Linked DNA regions of Homo sapiens: region 2 is linked to region 1. A link is an interaction called in ENCODE POLR2A ChIA-PET data of the cell type or tissue named here. Cell type or tissue: OCI-LY7. All regions are shown on one strand. Links, peaks and the distances in the headings refer to the core of each region. The heading gives the core; the rest is flanking DNA. Region 1 has its middle 62 kb from the start of LINC02539. Region 2 has its middle 36 kb from the start of WAKMAR2.

Evidence for each region. ChIA-PET counts read pairs that join two places held together with the same protein. Peaks named below come from ENCODE experiments on the same cell type or tissue, not always from the same donor. Only the 100,000 strongest peaks of a DNase experiment are listed, where the experiment ranks them.
Region 2: POLR2A ChIA-PET joins it to region 1 with 7 read pairs; 3 of 35 experiments call an interaction of 5 or more read pairs at or near these places.

The regions. Positions count from the first base shown.
Region 1 is chr6:137,796,669-137,805,010 of GRCh38, reverse strand. No RefSeq gene overlaps it. Among named protein-coding and RNA genes, the nearest start is that of LINC02539, 62 kb to the right of the region's middle. In OCI-LY7, for the core only: CTCF peaks have their summits at 4,683 and 4,886; a DNase peak (open chromatin) is centred at 4,850.
Region 2 is chr6:137,900,032-137,908,373 of GRCh38, reverse strand. No RefSeq gene overlaps it. Among named protein-coding and RNA genes, the nearest start is that of WAKMAR2, 36 kb to the right of the region's middle. RefSeq lists enhancers at 2,945-3,034, 3,215-3,264. In OCI-LY7, for the core only: no CTCF peak of the experiment used is centred there; a DNase peak (open chromatin) is centred at 3,703; H3K4me3 peaks cover 864 bases; H3K27ac peaks cover 920 bases.

The DNA of each region.
Region 1 (8,342 bases), core at 255-8,254:
AAGATAGCACATCTTTGATATGTGCTTATTATTTGCTGACTGTGTGAAAGGAATAGTCCTTTATACAGCTTGGAAGGAAAGAGCCCAGAACAAAAACAGTAAGGTTCTGACATATTTAAAGTACAGGATGTTCAGGCAAGGGAGTGAAAGTACATTAGGTTTGTTTTCAATTCATAAATCATCTAGTTCCAAAAGATAATTCTGTACGTTTTGGTTAGTTTAAGAAAGACAAATGCTTGACTATGGGCAGCATATAATCTTTTGGAAAAAAACGTTTCATTTGATTGTTCCCAGGCTTTCAGTTGAGAATTTTCCAAGGTGAAGTCACCTTCTTGCTGTGGTCTGCAGCTGTAGAAAGTCTGAAGTTAGAGTCTTTGACCAAACTCATTATTTTTCCTGCCAATGATCCTTTAGAGGATTTAACAAAACTTCAAATTTCACTAAAGAATAAAGGGAAATACAGTACAAGGTAGAGGAGCCCAAATCTTTGTTAAAGAGAAATTATTTTTATTGTGATTAACTCTTCTCAGACACTTAACTTTTCCAATCCAACCAGAAAGAAAGAATGGGAAGAAAGATTCATGAGACCACTGCTAACCCAACCCTTTTCTTCTTGTTTCTGAAAAAGCAAGATTTAGGAGGCTGCAGCCTCAGCTACCAGGCCATTGGCTTCTAGTCACTGTGTGAAAGTCAAAGCCTTTCTCCCAACTATAGGTCCTCTTCTCTTTTTCCCTGTCTCCCTGCCAAGCAAGTGGTGTGTGTGTGTGTGTGTGTCCACTAAAGGACTGGTTCTCAGCTTGTGGTGATTTTGTCCCTTTTCCCTCAAAATGTATGACAATGTTTGGAGACATGTTTGATTGTCACATCCTGGTACCTTACTGGTTTCTCATGGGTAAAGGCCAAGGATGCTGCTAAACATCCTATAAATGCACAAGGTAGCCCACACCACAACACATTACATGGCTCCAAACCCTGATCTGAAGGTTTAGATATGGAGGCCTCACTGGTCATTAATAGGTGTATGGGGAAGCTTCAGGTAAAGAATAGGTGGATACTCCAAACTATTTCTGGTAAAACTGTAAGATTTACGAGGTGGATAGGTACATGGACTTTAGAGCTAGAGCCAGAGACCTGGGTTCACAGTGTAAACTCTGCCACTCAGTAGCAAGGTGTCACTGACAAGTTACTTAACTTTTCTGCACCTATTAGGGAAATATAATTAAAAACAGAATCTCCTGTATTAGTCTGTTTTCGTGCTGTTGTTAAAGACATACCTGAGACTGGGAAATTTACAAAGAAAAGAGGTTTAATGGAGAACTCACAGCTTCAAGTGGATGGGGAGGCCTCACAATCATGGTGGAAGGGAAGGAGGAGCAAGTCACATGTTATGTGAATGGCGGCATGCAAAGAGAGCTTATGCAGATACACTCCCATTTTTAAAACCATCAGATCTTGTGAGACCCATTCACTATCACGAGAACAGCATGGGAGAGACCCGCACCCATGATTCGATCATCTCCTACCACGTCCCGCCCACAACACATGGGAATTATTGGAGCTACAAGATGAGATTTGGGTGGGGACACAGAGCCAAACCATATCACCTCCAAATCCAGAAAACCTCTTTACAAAGGTGGAAAAGTAGGAAACAACTTCACTACTGACTCAGCATTAAACCAGAATGCGGCCAGGGGTGGTGGCTCACGCCTGTAATCCTGGCACTTTGGGAGGCCAAGGCGAACTCCTGAGGTCAGGAGTTCGAGACCAGCCTGGCCAACATTGTGAAACCTTGTTTCTACTAAAAATGCAAAAATTAGCCAGGCATTGTGGTGGGCACCTGTAATCCCAGCTACTCGGGAGGCTGCAACAGGAGAATCGCTTGACCCCAAGAGGCAAAGCTTGCAATAAGCTGAGATGGTGCCACTGCACTCCAGCCTAGGTTACAGAGTAAGACCCTGTCTCAAAGAAAACCCAGAAAGGTAAAAACAAAAAACGAGAATGTGATGTGTATCACAGACAGGCAACCTGCTGAAGGGGTTATAAAGAAAGCAATTTCATTCTTTTATATAGCCAAGTGGATCCAACCCATTACCTTGGGTAGGTTTTGCCATTTGAGTCAGGTGACAGGTAGGCCTATCTCTTCCCAGGACACAGGGAGACTGGCTGTTATCTTCCTTGATTATAGTTCAAAGAGAAGCCTCTCAGATACTTCAGGAAACATTCCTGAGTATTGACACTGGCCAGAGGTTTAGTTAGCCATTAAAAAGGTTTACATACATTTGACAAGGACAGAGAAAGAAACTCTGAAGAAAAGGAAAGGGTGGGATGCTCCTTCCCTTATTTTCAACAGGGAGAATTAAGCCTTATTTCTAATTTGCATTTATCCTCAGATCCCTCAAGTGATTTGCCTATAAAAACAGGGTGTTGGCTGGGTGCGGTGGCTCACGCCTGTAATCCAGCAGTTTGGGAGGCCAAGGCAGGCGGATCACCTGAGGTCAGGAGTTCAAGACCAGCCTGGCCAACATGGCGAAACCCCATCCCTACTAAAAATACAAAAAATATTAGCCAGTGTTGGTGGTGGGCGCCTGTAATCCCAGCTGCTTGGGAGCCTGAGGCAGGTGTATCGCTTGAACCCGGGAGGCAGAGGCTGCAGTGAGCCGAGATTGTGCCACTGCACTCCAGCCTGGGCAACAAGAGCGAAACTCCTTCTCAAAACAAAACAAAAAAAATAAAAACAAAACAAAAAAAGAACAACAACAACAACAACAACAAAAACGGGGTGATAATAATGGTCCCTATTTCTTAGAGCTGTTGTAAAGATTAAAGATTATATGAGTTAACATGTGTATAGGGCTTAGACCAGTGTTTGGCACTCAATAAATGTTTGCTATTAATATGCTGCTTTAAGGCAAGCCCTGGTGATAGCCAGGGTTTTAAGATGTCCCCATGATTCCTGTCCCTGGTATATATGTCTTGTATAATTCCCTCCCATCTTGTGTGGGCAGAAGCTGTGAAGATGAAGGCATATTACTTTATGATGAGGTTACTCATCAGTTGACTTTGAGTTCATAAAAGGGAGATTATCCATTAAGCCTGAGTGAGACAGGGCTCATGGAGGAGGCCACATGCCCAGGAACTGCCGGACAGCCTCTAAGACTTGGGAGCACCCCAGGTGCATGGTCAGTGAAAGAACTGGAGCCTCAGTTTTGCAATCACAAGGAACTGAATTCTGCTGATCTCCAGAAAGGAATGCAGCCTGGCTGACACCTTTATTTCAGTTGTATGAGACCCTGAGCAGAAGCTCCAGCACATCTGGGCCTAGACTTTGACCTCCAGAAACCTCAGAGTGAGCCTCTGGGCAGCCTTTTGCTCAGTTTCCCTTCTGTAAAGTTAATAAATGGAAGTCGAGAATAACTAGGCGGTTGTTTCCTGCAGTTCTGAATTCTGTAAGGATCCCAAAGAGTGAGTGCTGGAGGAACAGGAGTGGCTTTCTAAAAGAGACCATTTCAAACCTGAGTACACTGGCCTGAACTTTCACCTCCCCTTTGATATTCACGCTTTTGGTGTTCCCAAGAAGGCAGACTGAGATTCGTGTTCAGCAGGGCTCCAAACACTTGGTGGGTTTGGCTCAAAAATATCTTATTTACAGATACCTTTTTCTCTTAGAAGTTTAAATCACTTGAAATGCATGTAATTAATCTTAATGAATAAAGACGGGCTTTATCAGAGATCAGAGGGCTCTGGAAGGCTACTGACATTCCCAAGAACACGCTCTCAGGCACTAGCTGACTCCCAGCAGTGGTGAGCCTCATATCAGGTCCTTCAGCTTCAGGAGCGTGTTAAGATGGAGATGCACTCATCACCACTGGGCTCTCTTAGAGATTCTGATTAGAAAGATGGGTCCCAGGAAATTGCATTTTTAGCAAGCACCTACGACAATTCTGAAAGCAAGATGTTTGTGGGCTGAACTATGAAAAACTCAAGGCTTAAAGGAAGCATCACCAATAGCAAGTTAGAGATTAACTTAAAGGATCAGGAAGGGTTGCAGCAGGAAGCAGACTCCAACTCCTGTGACTGAATAAAGAATTTCAGTGAAGAAATTATGAGCATGTGGGTAGGTTTAAAGGAAACAATAGGGGTTGTTAAAGCATTCAGAGACTGGCAATAGCTGGAAATCATCACCGTCCATAGGGCTGAAGGAACAAGGGGAATGTAATAGTGTCACTAAATTCCATTAAGCAATGGGGCTGATGAGGACAGGCCCCCAACAAGGGCTGTAGCCAAAAAGGGATGCAGCAGGTGCCAGAGACAGGGAGGGTGCATAAAAACAGGGAGGGTCAAACAGGCCAGGCACCTACAGTGGTAGAACCCAAATGGAAGCCAGCCAACAAGGGAGCCTGAATGAGCAATTCCAAGGGGCAGTTTCTCTGGGCACTAAACAGGGCAGAGAAGGGCAGGCAGGGGTGGCAATGGAAAATCATCAGCATATTTCAAATCTTAAGAACAACATCACCAACATGAAGAATTGCTGGACAATTAAGGGAGTGAGTAGACCAAAAGGGAAGTCATCTCTACTACCACTACTGCTGAGAGCATCAGTTATAGGAGACGGCCAAGGCCAGGCGTCTTGGAATCAGGAGGGGATGTGGAGGTATAAAGTGTTGGGGAAGGAGAAAGGAAGATGGCAGGGCAGGGCTGTGGTGCTGCGAACCTGACAGATTAGCCTTTTTCAGTCAGCCCTGAAAACCATAAGAAATACACCTGAAAGTACTGTAACAGCCTTCCCAAGACATTCTGAGTAGCACTCACTGTCCTGAGCACCAATTCAGTGTCTTTCTTTGCTGATAGCATTGCCAAAGCTCACTGCTGCCCCCTGGATAAAACAAACCAACTTAATGAACACTTGAAGCTCTCATCATAAATTGTCTTATTATGATGAATCAGGAAGCATCTAATTTCCTCCCTAGATTATGACCACCATTAAGAGGATAGCCAATTAAAAACATTATGTAACTGGATCACATATGTCAGTTCATAGTACAGCTGAGATGTAGAGAAAAGGGGATTTCTTTATCTTTTGTTTAACTAAATTGGCCCTCCCAAGCTTCCACCAGTTCAACCTAGTTGAGATAGTGAGGTCTAGGTGAAAGCATGGAAAAGAACGTGACTTGCTGGTTCCATGTTGTGCTGACGGGATATGGATAGGCCCTGGGCTCATGACAGTTCACAGGTTGCGCTGACAGGAATCCGTGTATCTGTAGCAGCCAGCCCCTTGTCCAGAGCTGCTGCCCTGTTGCTCTTCAGGGCTGAAACCTGCAGCTGGTGGTCTCCAGCTCCAGCAATGTTCTTAAAAAGAACTCGACACTCATTTCCTGATCTCTGCTTCTCTTCAACTCAAATGAGCTCTAGCCCTTTGGGTTTCTGCTGCCTCCATCCCTTGGCTTGGCTGTCCATCCTGTGCTGTGGGGTCACCTTGCTTTGTCTCAGCAGACCCTGTGGCAAGTCCTCTGGCTTTCATCTCAGCATCCAGACCCTGTGGCAAGTCCTCTGGCTTTCATCTCAGCATCCAGTGGGGCAAGAGAATGAAGGGAAGCTCCAGATTGCCAGCTAGCTTGCCAGCTAGCTCTTTCTGTCTGCTCATGTCCTTCCACCCTCTTAAGCACCTGATGATCACATGTGGGTGTGGGCCTGTCTTCACTGTAATCCTCTCCCTACCATCCAAATGGGCATTTATGGCAGCCCGTCTCCTGGGTGATCCTCTCAATGTATCCAAAAAATATACAGTTGATCCTCATTATTTGTAGATTTGCCTATTTGCTAAAATTTATTTCTAACCCCCAAATCAAAACTTGTGCTTTTGTATCATTCATAGACATGCATGATGTGGTAAAAAATTTGAGTCACTCATGCACTTTTCCAGTTGAGGTCGCACCAGGTGAGGCTCTGCCTTTTTGTTTCAGCTCTCATCCTGTAAACAAAAGTCCTTCTGCCTCCTTAGTTGCCCATGTTTTCATTTTTGTGGTTTTTTCTTTGTGACTTTACTGTTTCAAATGGCTCCCCGCCATAGTGCAGAAGTGATGTTTGGTGTTCCTAAGCTGAAGAATGCTGTGATGACCTTACAGAGAAAAGACGTGTTATGGACTGAAGGTTTGTGTCCCTGCAAATTCATATGTTGAAGGTCCAGCCCAAGTTTGGCTGTATATGGAAATGGGGTCTTTAAAGAGGTTTTAAGGTTAAAAGAATGGGCCTTATCAGGTTATTGGGGGGGGGGTCATAAATTGGGCCCTGATCTGATAAAATTAGTGTCTTTATAAAAAGAGCTTTCTCTCTCTTCTGCCCACCCTGCCCATCTCCCCCCTTCAGAGGAAAAGCCATATGTGGACAAGGCAACTGTCTGAAAGCCAGGAAGAGAGCCTTTGCCAGAAACCAAACCTGTGGGCACCTTGATCTTGGAGTTTCTAGCCACCAGAAGTTTGAGAAAATAGATTTCTGCTCTTTAAGCCACAGAGTCTGTGGAATTTTATTAGCTCAGCCCGGGCAGATTGAGACAACATGTCTTAGATAAGCTACAATCACACATGAGTTATAGTGTTACTGGCCATGAGTTCAGTGCTACTGAGTCAATAATATCTATTAAGTAAGGTGTTTAAAAATAGACACACACATAAAACAAGATTATATACTGATCGATTAATGAATTAAAAATACTTACTCCCTGTTAAGAGAAGGAAAAAGTTGCAGACCGGGAGGAAATATTTGCAAGAAGATATATCTGGTAAAGAACTGTTATTCAAAATATACTGACATGGTTTGCATCTGTGTCTCCACTCAGGTCTCATGTTGAATTGTAATCCCCAATGTTGGAAGTGGGTCCTGGTGAGAGGTGATTGGACCATGGGAGTGGATTCTAATGGTTTGGCACCATCCGCCTGGTGCTGTCTCATGACAGAGTTCTCAGGAGATCTGGTTGTTTAAAAATGTGTGGCACCTCCCCCTTGTCTCTCTTCCCCCTGCTCTAGCTCTATAAGATGTGCCAGCTTCCTCTTTGCCTTCTGCCATGATTGTAAGTTTCCTGAGGCCTTCCCAGAAGCAGAAGCCTATACAGCCTGCAGAACCATGGGCCAGTTAAACCTCTTTGCTTTATAAATTACCCAATCTGAGGTATTTCTTTATAGCAGTGTGAGAATGAACTAATACATGTATAAAGAGCTCTTAAAATTCAATAAGAAAACAAATAACCTGCTGAAAAAGAAGGGCAAAAGACATGAATATAGACCTCATAAAAGAAGATATACGAATAGCAAATCAACGTATAAAAAAATGCTCCACATCATATGTCATCAGGGAATTGCAATTTAAAACAACAATGCAGGCCGGGTGCGGTGGCTCATGCTTATAATTCTAGCACTTTGGGAGGCTGAGGCAGGTGGATCACCTGGGGTCAGGAGTTTGAGACCAGTCTGGTCAACATGGTGAAACCCTATCTCTACTAAAAATACACAATTAGCCGGGTGTGGTGGTGCATGCCTGTAATCCCAGCTACTTGGGAGACTGAGGCAGGAGATTTGCTTGAACCCAGGAGGCGGAGGTTACAGTGAGCCGAGATCATGCCATTGCACTCCAGCCTGGGTGACAGAGCAAGACTCTGTCTCAAAACGAAAACAGGCATGCAGGCATCTTTCCCTCTGTCTATGTACATGCATGTATACATACCTCCAGCCTCTACCCACACATGTATAAGAATTCTTTTAAAGGGATCATACTTAGAGGGATTGTGCTACTGCACTCCAGCCTAGGCAAAAAGAGCAAAATTCCATCTCAAACAAAAAACAAAACAAAACAAAACAAAAAAACAGTGTGATACCGCTACATGCCTATTAGAATGGCCAAAGTCTGGAACACTGAAAACATCAAATGCTTGTAAGGATGTAGGGCAACAGGAACTCTCATTCATTGCTGGTGGGAATGCAAAATGGTACAGCCAGTTTGGCAGTTTTTTTTTTTACAAAACTAAACACTCTTACCATATGATCTAGCAGTCTCACTTCTTGGTACTTACCCACATGAGTTGAAAACTTATGTCCACACAAAAATCCTGCACGTGAATGTTTATAACAGCATTATTCATAATTGCCATAACTTAGAAGCACTCAAGCTATCCTTCAGTAAGTGAATAGATAAATCGTGTGTATTTGCTCAGGCCAATATAACAAAATAAAACAGACTGAGTGGCTTAAACAACAAAAATTTATTTTCTAACAGTTCTGGCAGTCAGAAGTCCAAGATCAAGGCCTCAGACGATTTCAGTTCTGGTGAGGGCTCTCTTCCTGGATTGCAGATGG
Region 2 (8,342 bases), core at 121-8,120, 100 kb before region 1:
CTTATTCTGAGGGAATCATCATAGGATGATAGAAAGTCATAACTATTTATAATAGCAAAATATTGAATGCAGCACATATGCAATAAAACTAATTAATTATAATACATACAATGAAATATACAATGCATTCATCAAAAATAATGTGGCAGAAGAATTTTCAGTAATGTCAAAGAAATGGTTACATATATCGTTTGTGAAAAATATTAGGTTGCATAACTGCATGTACAATATGACCTGTTTGTGTTAAAAATATGTATTTATTATTTTAAAAAGCCTAAATGAGTATAATATCAAAACATTTACAGTAGTTATTCACCAGAAAGCAAAATCTTTGAAAATAGGAAATAAGTAGTGCATTTAGATCACATGGTAAGTAATTTAAAACTATGTTATTGAATTCTAATTAATTGTGTGATGGGATTATGGGCATTTTGATTTTCTTATGTCTATTCTCTAAGTTTTCTGAACAAATAAATATTACTTAAATGAGAAAACAGATCAAAATTTATATATATTGACAGAGAAATGAAATAAATATATAAAATAAAATTGATTTTTAAGTGGTAAAATAACAATAATGAACACTGTTTGGGTCTTTAATGTATCTTTCAACACACACACACACACACACACACACATCTTGACAGTCACCCATCAGATGATATAATTGTGTTTATGAAGAACCCAAAAGAATCCATAGATATTAAAACACAAATATTTATATAAAAGTCAATTGCATTTTTATATAACAGCAAACAAGTTAAAAAAAGAAACCAGCCTATAATCTCAGCTACTTGGGAGGCTGAGGCAGAAGGATGGCTTGAGTTCAGAGGTTTGACCTGATCAATATGGCGAGACCCTATCTCTTTAAAAAAAAAAAGGAAAGAAAAAGAAACCAAAAAATATATTTTTTAAAGGCAGCAGTCACAAAAGCAAACAAGTTAGAAAAGGAAACCAAATTGAAAAAAAAAAGACAATAGTCACAAAAGCAGTTAAAAACATAAGATACATAGAAAAACCTTTTTCAAGAGAGGAGCAAGAATGTTATGGAGAAGATTGTAATATTTTAACTATAGAGCCCACGTGGTCTGGTTTCAGACTGTGGCTCCCCTGAATTCATGGAAAAAATAAAATCAGATTCCTGCCTATTCTTACCATATCCCTAAATCAATTTCAGAGACATTAAACATTTAAATATGTAAACCAAAACAAAACATTTCAGATGAATAACACCTCTGGAAATAAAAAGATTTCTTAAATAAGGTTTTTACTCATAAAGGAAAAAAATTAAAATTTGACAATGTTTAAACTTAAGACTTTCTCTGAGAAGTCAGCTGAAAATTTGGAGAAGATATTTGCAACATGTATGCCAACAAAAAGAGTAATAAAAATATATAAAGGCAGCCCACAAATTAGTAAGAAAATGAGCAGCAAACAGAACAGTAGAAAAACGATGGGAAAATTTTTTTTCAAAATATAAAAAAAGTAATTGACACGGTTATGTAAGACTGAACTTCACACACCCTTCAATCTGCATTTTATTCCTGGATATATACCCAAAAGAAATTTTAGCATGTGTGTACCAGGAGACTTGGACAAGAATATCTATTTGATTTGTAACAGCAAAAACCTGAAGCGACACAGATCCAGGCAAATGAGATAATAGGTAAATAAGTGTGGTATAGTCATACAGTTGACTACTGTATAGCAGTGAAGATTAAGAACTATACACTATAGTCATCAACGTAGGTGGTACTGAATTAAAAGAGCAAGTTACAAAAGAATAATTATATAAAGTTCAAAGCCAAGCAAAATCAAATAGTACAGTGTTTAGGGATAAATGCCTATGTGGTAAAACTAAAAAGAAAAATGAAGAAATAATAAACCCAGTTTTTTTCTCAAGAAGCCTACTTTCTAACTGGGGAGGTGGCTCACTCACATGCACTAAACCATGTCTCTGGATTGGGGAAGATGAATAGATTGGGAGAAAGGTACACAAGGCTTCAAAGGTGTTGCTAATGTCTGATTTCTTAAGCTCAGTGGTGGGTATGCAAGTATCCATTTTATTATTATTCTTAGGCCTTATACTTAGGTTATAAATATGCTTTTTGTATTATTTATTTACAGTTTTTCGTTACTGAACAGAAACATTCAAAATGAGGGAAAACTTTATTAGAACCAGTTTGAGCAGTCTACACATTTCTCTTAGAGACACCATAGGATGGGTTTTTGAGATAGAGAGTTAGGATTTTTAAACATGACTGTGCACATTTCTGAGACCCAGTTTTCTTGTTTGTCAAATGGGGATAATACTTAACACATAATGTATTGTTAGGATGAAATTTGATCATATATATTTTTATAAACCCTAGCTTATGGACTGTCATATATTAAGTATGTAATATATACAGGTCATTGTTATTATTATTAAAATATAATATTACAGTAGTGAAGAGTTCTTTAAAAATAAACAGAAATAGAAATTACAGTTGGTCTTTTGAAATGAAACATACTGAGGTTATATTAAATGAATGCTGCATTATTTATAATATTGCTCTCGAATGTGAGGAGTATGTATGTGAGGAGTATGTTTTATTCGAAGGACTAAAAATAACTGCTGTACATCATCTAAACTTTCTCACATTTTGCATGGGACATTTACACATAATGTGTATTTTGTCCATCACATCAGGCTTGATTACTAACAATTACTACGGGTCTTCAGAGAACCGGCATTGAAGATCATTCCTATTAATGTTCACCTCCCATCAAAAGAAGATTAAGGAGAAAAGTAAGATAAAGTTCAAAGAGGAGATTTAAGGTGACAGGTCTGAGCAGACATGGCCAAGAAGTGACACTTCAAATTACCCAAGGACCTAGAGACAGGCAGAGACCTTTGAAGGTCAGGGTTTTATATGGGCTCACCATCTGGATGACTTCATTTAATGAAATTGTATCAAAGCGAGCGGGTTTTACAACCCCAGAGAGGTGGGCTTGGGGTAGCTTCCACTGAAAAGTCAAATTACTTCACAGAAAAACAAAACAAAACCAAAGGTTATGTTGCTAAAACTTTTGAACCAAAAGGAGAAGACAGAATTTCCTCCAATCACAAGGAACCAAGAAAAATATCACATTTCCTGGCTGCCCACTCAATTTACCACCCCCCGCCCAGTCCCCTTTAGTAACAGAGAAAGAAATCACAGTAGTGAATTAATAAAGCAGTGAGCCAGACTTTCCTTCCTCGTGTGATTCAGCCCCGCAGTTGGGGTGGCGGGGGGGCGGGTAGGGAGCGAGTTCTTTAACACTGAGCGCTCTGGACTGGCTTTCAATATTAGACATCCGGAGTTTTTGAAAATTAACACTGGAACAAAAGTGACTATCATACTCCATGTCCCCTTCACCCGCCCTCAGTCACAACTTTATTTTAAGGTTTCTTTGAGGCTGATTAAAAAAAAAAAAAAAAAACAACCTAATGGGAAACACTATCTAGAAATGGAGAAATCAAACCAATACTAAAGCATGTTGTAGCAATTGCCACCACCTATGATTGATTTTATTATAGGAAAAATGTGTTTTACCATAAATGACACTCCTTAAACTCGGTAACCAGCCTCCTTCCTCTCTCTTTCCAGCATATCTAGTTAATCATACATGACTGCAGCAAGGTGATGCAATAGTTTCAATGTAACTGCCTTATCTAGGCATGCAATGAGAAGACCTGTGTGGTTGAGGAGATGCAGACACTCACAGCGTGGCCCCTTGGGCATAAGAATAGTGGTGAGAGTTTTTCCACTGAGTCTTGCAGGGGTATTTGTGGCACCTGTACCTTCTGGAAGGTGCCCCCAAAACCCGGAGATCAGATAGGACTCCAGGGCACTGTGCTGACTTTCTTGCCCTGTGCTTACATTTCTGAGACAAGGATCTAAGAATAAATTCAATTTCCAGTCCCCTCACTTGCTTTGTGAGTTTTCAAAACCCGAAAAGGCCTACCTAAAACAGCATGCACATCCAGAGGTACTCCTGTTAACCGCTAGTGGCATTGACGACTATGAGATGCCCCATTGGCAAGGAGATGCCCCCTCGTTTTTGAGTCCCCCACTGACATTCTCAGGATGATGTCTGTTGGAGACACACTTCTAGCAGGTAAAATTCACACTAACAGGCAGGGTGAACTCTTCCAGACCACCAGAGAAAAAGCAACACTTCATGCTAAAACTTGGACAATACAAGTGTAAAAATACTACCTGGGGCCAGGTGCGGTGGCTCATGCCAACAATTTGGGAGGCCGAGGCGGGCCAATTTCTTGAACTCAGGAGTTCAAGACCAGCCTGGGCTACATGGTGAAAATATCGATAGATAGATAGATGATAGATAGATAGATAAAAAAAAATTTTAAAGCCAACTACCGGGGGTGGTTGTCTCTCCCAGCTGAGAATGAAGGAATCCTCCAAGCACAACTCTCTGTGGAATTCACCATTATCATTCTCTAGCACATGATAGAGCATTCTAGAAAGTGCCCCAAAGCTGCTTTCTCACCCAGGAATAATGAGCCTCAGATGTGAGCTGGGGCTAAAAGGTACCTGGACAACTGCCCTCCTCTGAGGAGGAGAGGTTGGGCCTTGGTGCCCAGAGCAGTGGTGAGTAGTCATCTTATCTCCTTTTACTTCCTCTGTGAAGCCTCTGCACTGGATTTTGACATCACAGATCAATATGATCCTATCCACTATATGCAATTCACAGAAGAACTGTGTAAAATACTTGAATAGAGATTCTGACTTCTAGTTACAAGTTGTTCTCACTGTTAAAAAGGAAAATTGGCCTCGGTCGTTTCTTAACAATGCTACCATTTACTTCAAGAAGAAAATTGTGGGCTTTAACCTTTGCGCATTTGATTCTTCCGCACGGCCTTCCAAGGAACTAGGGTAAATGGACAAATAGTTCTTATAATTTAATACCGCTGTTTAAAAATAGATACTGTACTGAATTTTTTGCTAATTATATTAATAACTTCAAAGCCTTTTATGGAGGATGCTTGCTGGAAACAGAAGGTATTTTTATTTCACTGAAAAACGTGATGAGATTTGGGTTTAGGATTTTGGAGGGAGGACCTGGAGTGTAGTGTAGTTGTTCAACGCATTTGTCAATATGTTCTTTTAGGATATCATATTTGGTCTTGTTTAAGGAATTCTTTTCTATTCTCAAGTCAGAAAACTATTTACCCATATATATTCCTCTCATAAAGTTTTGTTTTTGACATATAAATTCCTTACTCTGTCTGTAATTGATTTTTAAGCAGACTAGGAGCTAGGAATCCAAATTCAATTTTATCTATATTTATAATCAGTTTTCCAACTGTACTTTTTAAAGATTCCTTCCTTTCTCTACTGCTCAACTATGTCACCCCCATCATGTGACAAATTTCCATGTATAAATGTGTCATATGAAGTGATAGTCTCACTGGTGAGCAAGGAAATCCAAGTCAAGACTGTTGAGATGTCATCTACACCCTGTTAACTGGCCTCTCCATTCTATTCCACTGAAAATTTGTCTGTTCTTATGCCAGTACGAAACTATTATTTATGATAAATTGTTCTTGTAGGATGAAGACAGCTAGCTCTTAGTGTATTATCTTTCTAAACACAGTTAGACTTGGTTTTCCAAGAGTTTGTTTCTTTTATGTTGAAAAAAAAAAACTTGATGGTTGATTTGGGCCTGTATATATACATCGATGGCCTAGTTTGGCTTGTAATTTTCCTTTCTTATTCCATTCTTGTCTAATTTTGATAGCGAGGTCATATTGAATTCATAGAATGAGCTGTGGAGTATTCCTTCTTTCTCTGTGAATTGTAGAGATACTATAAGAGATAGGTTTGCAGAAAATCTTTTAAAAAAGATTATAAAAGTAATGTAAACTTATTGTCAGGAATTGTAAAAACACCCGATATTACAAAGAACAAAACAGAAGTAATTTATAGGCATTACCATCCAGAAATTATTGTTAAATATATTTTGGTATATTTCCTTCTACAACTTTTTATCAGTCTCTGCAAGATATGTCCAATTTTCTCTTTATCTATATCTGTATACAAGTAATATGCACACAAAGAATTCTGACCATAGTAGCATATACTATTTACCAACTCTTTGATTACTTCATTAGAATTTCCCATGCCATTAAATATTCTTTAAAAACAGAAATTTTAGTACCTATTAAGCTGATTATTAAAACAAATCCAAATTAAACTCCCTTTGCCTCCCAAATAAAAATATTAATTTTTTAGGTGAATAGTTAATATTTAAAAACTCAGTGAATAATATATTAATATGTATTTTCACTTTCTGTTAAGCTTTGGGCACCCGCCACCTTCATTCTTAGCTCCATCCTGGTCCTGACGCAGCTAGCCTGACCAAGCCTTGAAGTACATCAGATGCTGTAACCCTACTCATAGGTACAATTTTGAATTTGTGCTGGATCCAAGGCCATTGCGTCTGGGGTGAGCTTCAACGTCTTTGAGCCCCTTGAGCTGTATCCTTTCTCTTCCTCCTGGCCTTCACTGAGCTTGCTCTGTCCATGTCACTAGGCAGCTTGCCCTGGTTAACACTGAAATCCCTATCTGGGCCTGGAGCCAGCTCATGAACTGCACTCAGGTTCTCTGGGGTCTTGACAACATGATATCTTATTGCCAGATATGTGTTCCTTTATTCTGTTTATCAGTAGGTCAAGTCAATAAAAATATATTGATTGCCTACTCCATGCCAAGCTACTATGTGGGGGATATTACTGTCTGGACTTTGATCTGCTGTTGAGATATCAATCCAAACAACTAGATCTCAGTCAACCCTGCCGAATGCCTGATTCCAAAATTCACCATTGGCTGGACAGTCTGTTTTGCCCCAGATTGGACCTCTTAGATACTGATACCGTGTCAAGCTTACTATATCCCTTTTGACACTATAACTTGAAAATCTAGCTATCCATCTCAGGTCCCAGTTCTACAGAAAGGTTAGTCCCCAGTAATTCTGGCTTCTTTTCCTGTCCTCATGTCTCCCTTGCCAAGATCCTGCAAACTTTCCAGGTAAGCCTTCTTGGGTTCTGACCTTTATAACATTTATGATTTACAAAAATATCTTTATATATATTTTCCCATTCTAGTTTTGAATCTTAAAATAACTCTTTGAGATAGGAGGGGAGGCTTATTAAATCTCTGTTTCACTAAAGAGGAAACTGTCTTTAAGAAGACTAATGACGTATTTATGTTTAATAAATGGCCTTTTTAGGATGTGAACTCAGACCTTATCTCTCATTTTAATGTTCTTTACCCTGGGGGGTGGGGTGGCTAACCTTCACTTTGAACAGACCTTATAATTCATTTCAGGAAGCAGTCAACTCTTTGGTATGAAGGATTGATGTGTTAGACCTCCTAGGACGACACTTTAACCCCCAAATAATTACTCAAAACACATAAATATTACATCCTATGTAGTTAGAAGGATAAAAGTCAGTAGATGTAAGGCCAAGCATGGTGGCTCATGCCTATAATCCCAGCACTTTGGGAGGCCAAGGCAGACAGATTACTTGAGGTCAGGAGTTTGAGACCACTCTGTACCCAAAATACAAAAAATTAGCTAGCCGTGGTGGCATATGCCTGTAATCCCAGCTACTTGGGAGGCTGAGACAGGAGAATTGCTTGAACCCAGGAGGCAGAGGTTACAGTGAGCTGAGATCATACCACCACACTCCAGCCTGGGCGACAGAGTGGGACTTTGTCTCAAAAAAAAAAAAAAAAAATCAGTAGATGTAAAGGACCTTTGAGCAATGTGAGAATATGTTTCTTAGCTAGGCATAGACCTATCAAAGGGAAAGCTCTGTATAGGATCTCTTTTTTAAAAGAATTTAATTGTTATATTGAAACATAATTGTATGCCTATATGTGATACGTGTGATATTTTGATACATGCGTACGATGTGTAGTGATCCAGTCAGAATAATTAAGATATCTGTGACCTCACATAGTTATCATTTCTTTGTGCTAGGAACATTTCAAATCTCTTCTAGTTTTTTGGAATACACATCCTATAGCCTTTCTGCAGACTGAAAGTCGGCTTGGCTACTTCAGGGTAGAGAAGTCACCCACCCCAATATACATAGTACATGGCAGTGTTAGTTGCCACCACCTTCAAGAGCCCTTCCCAGCTTCCCTTTCTCTGTTGAGGCTGAAAGCCTGGAAACAACATTGCCTGACCTGTGTTTCTAGCAGAGTTCTTGTTTAGGGCTCACCTCCAAGAAAAAATCACCAGAGATCTGGAAAGCAAAGGAGAAGGAGAAACCATTATCTTCTCAT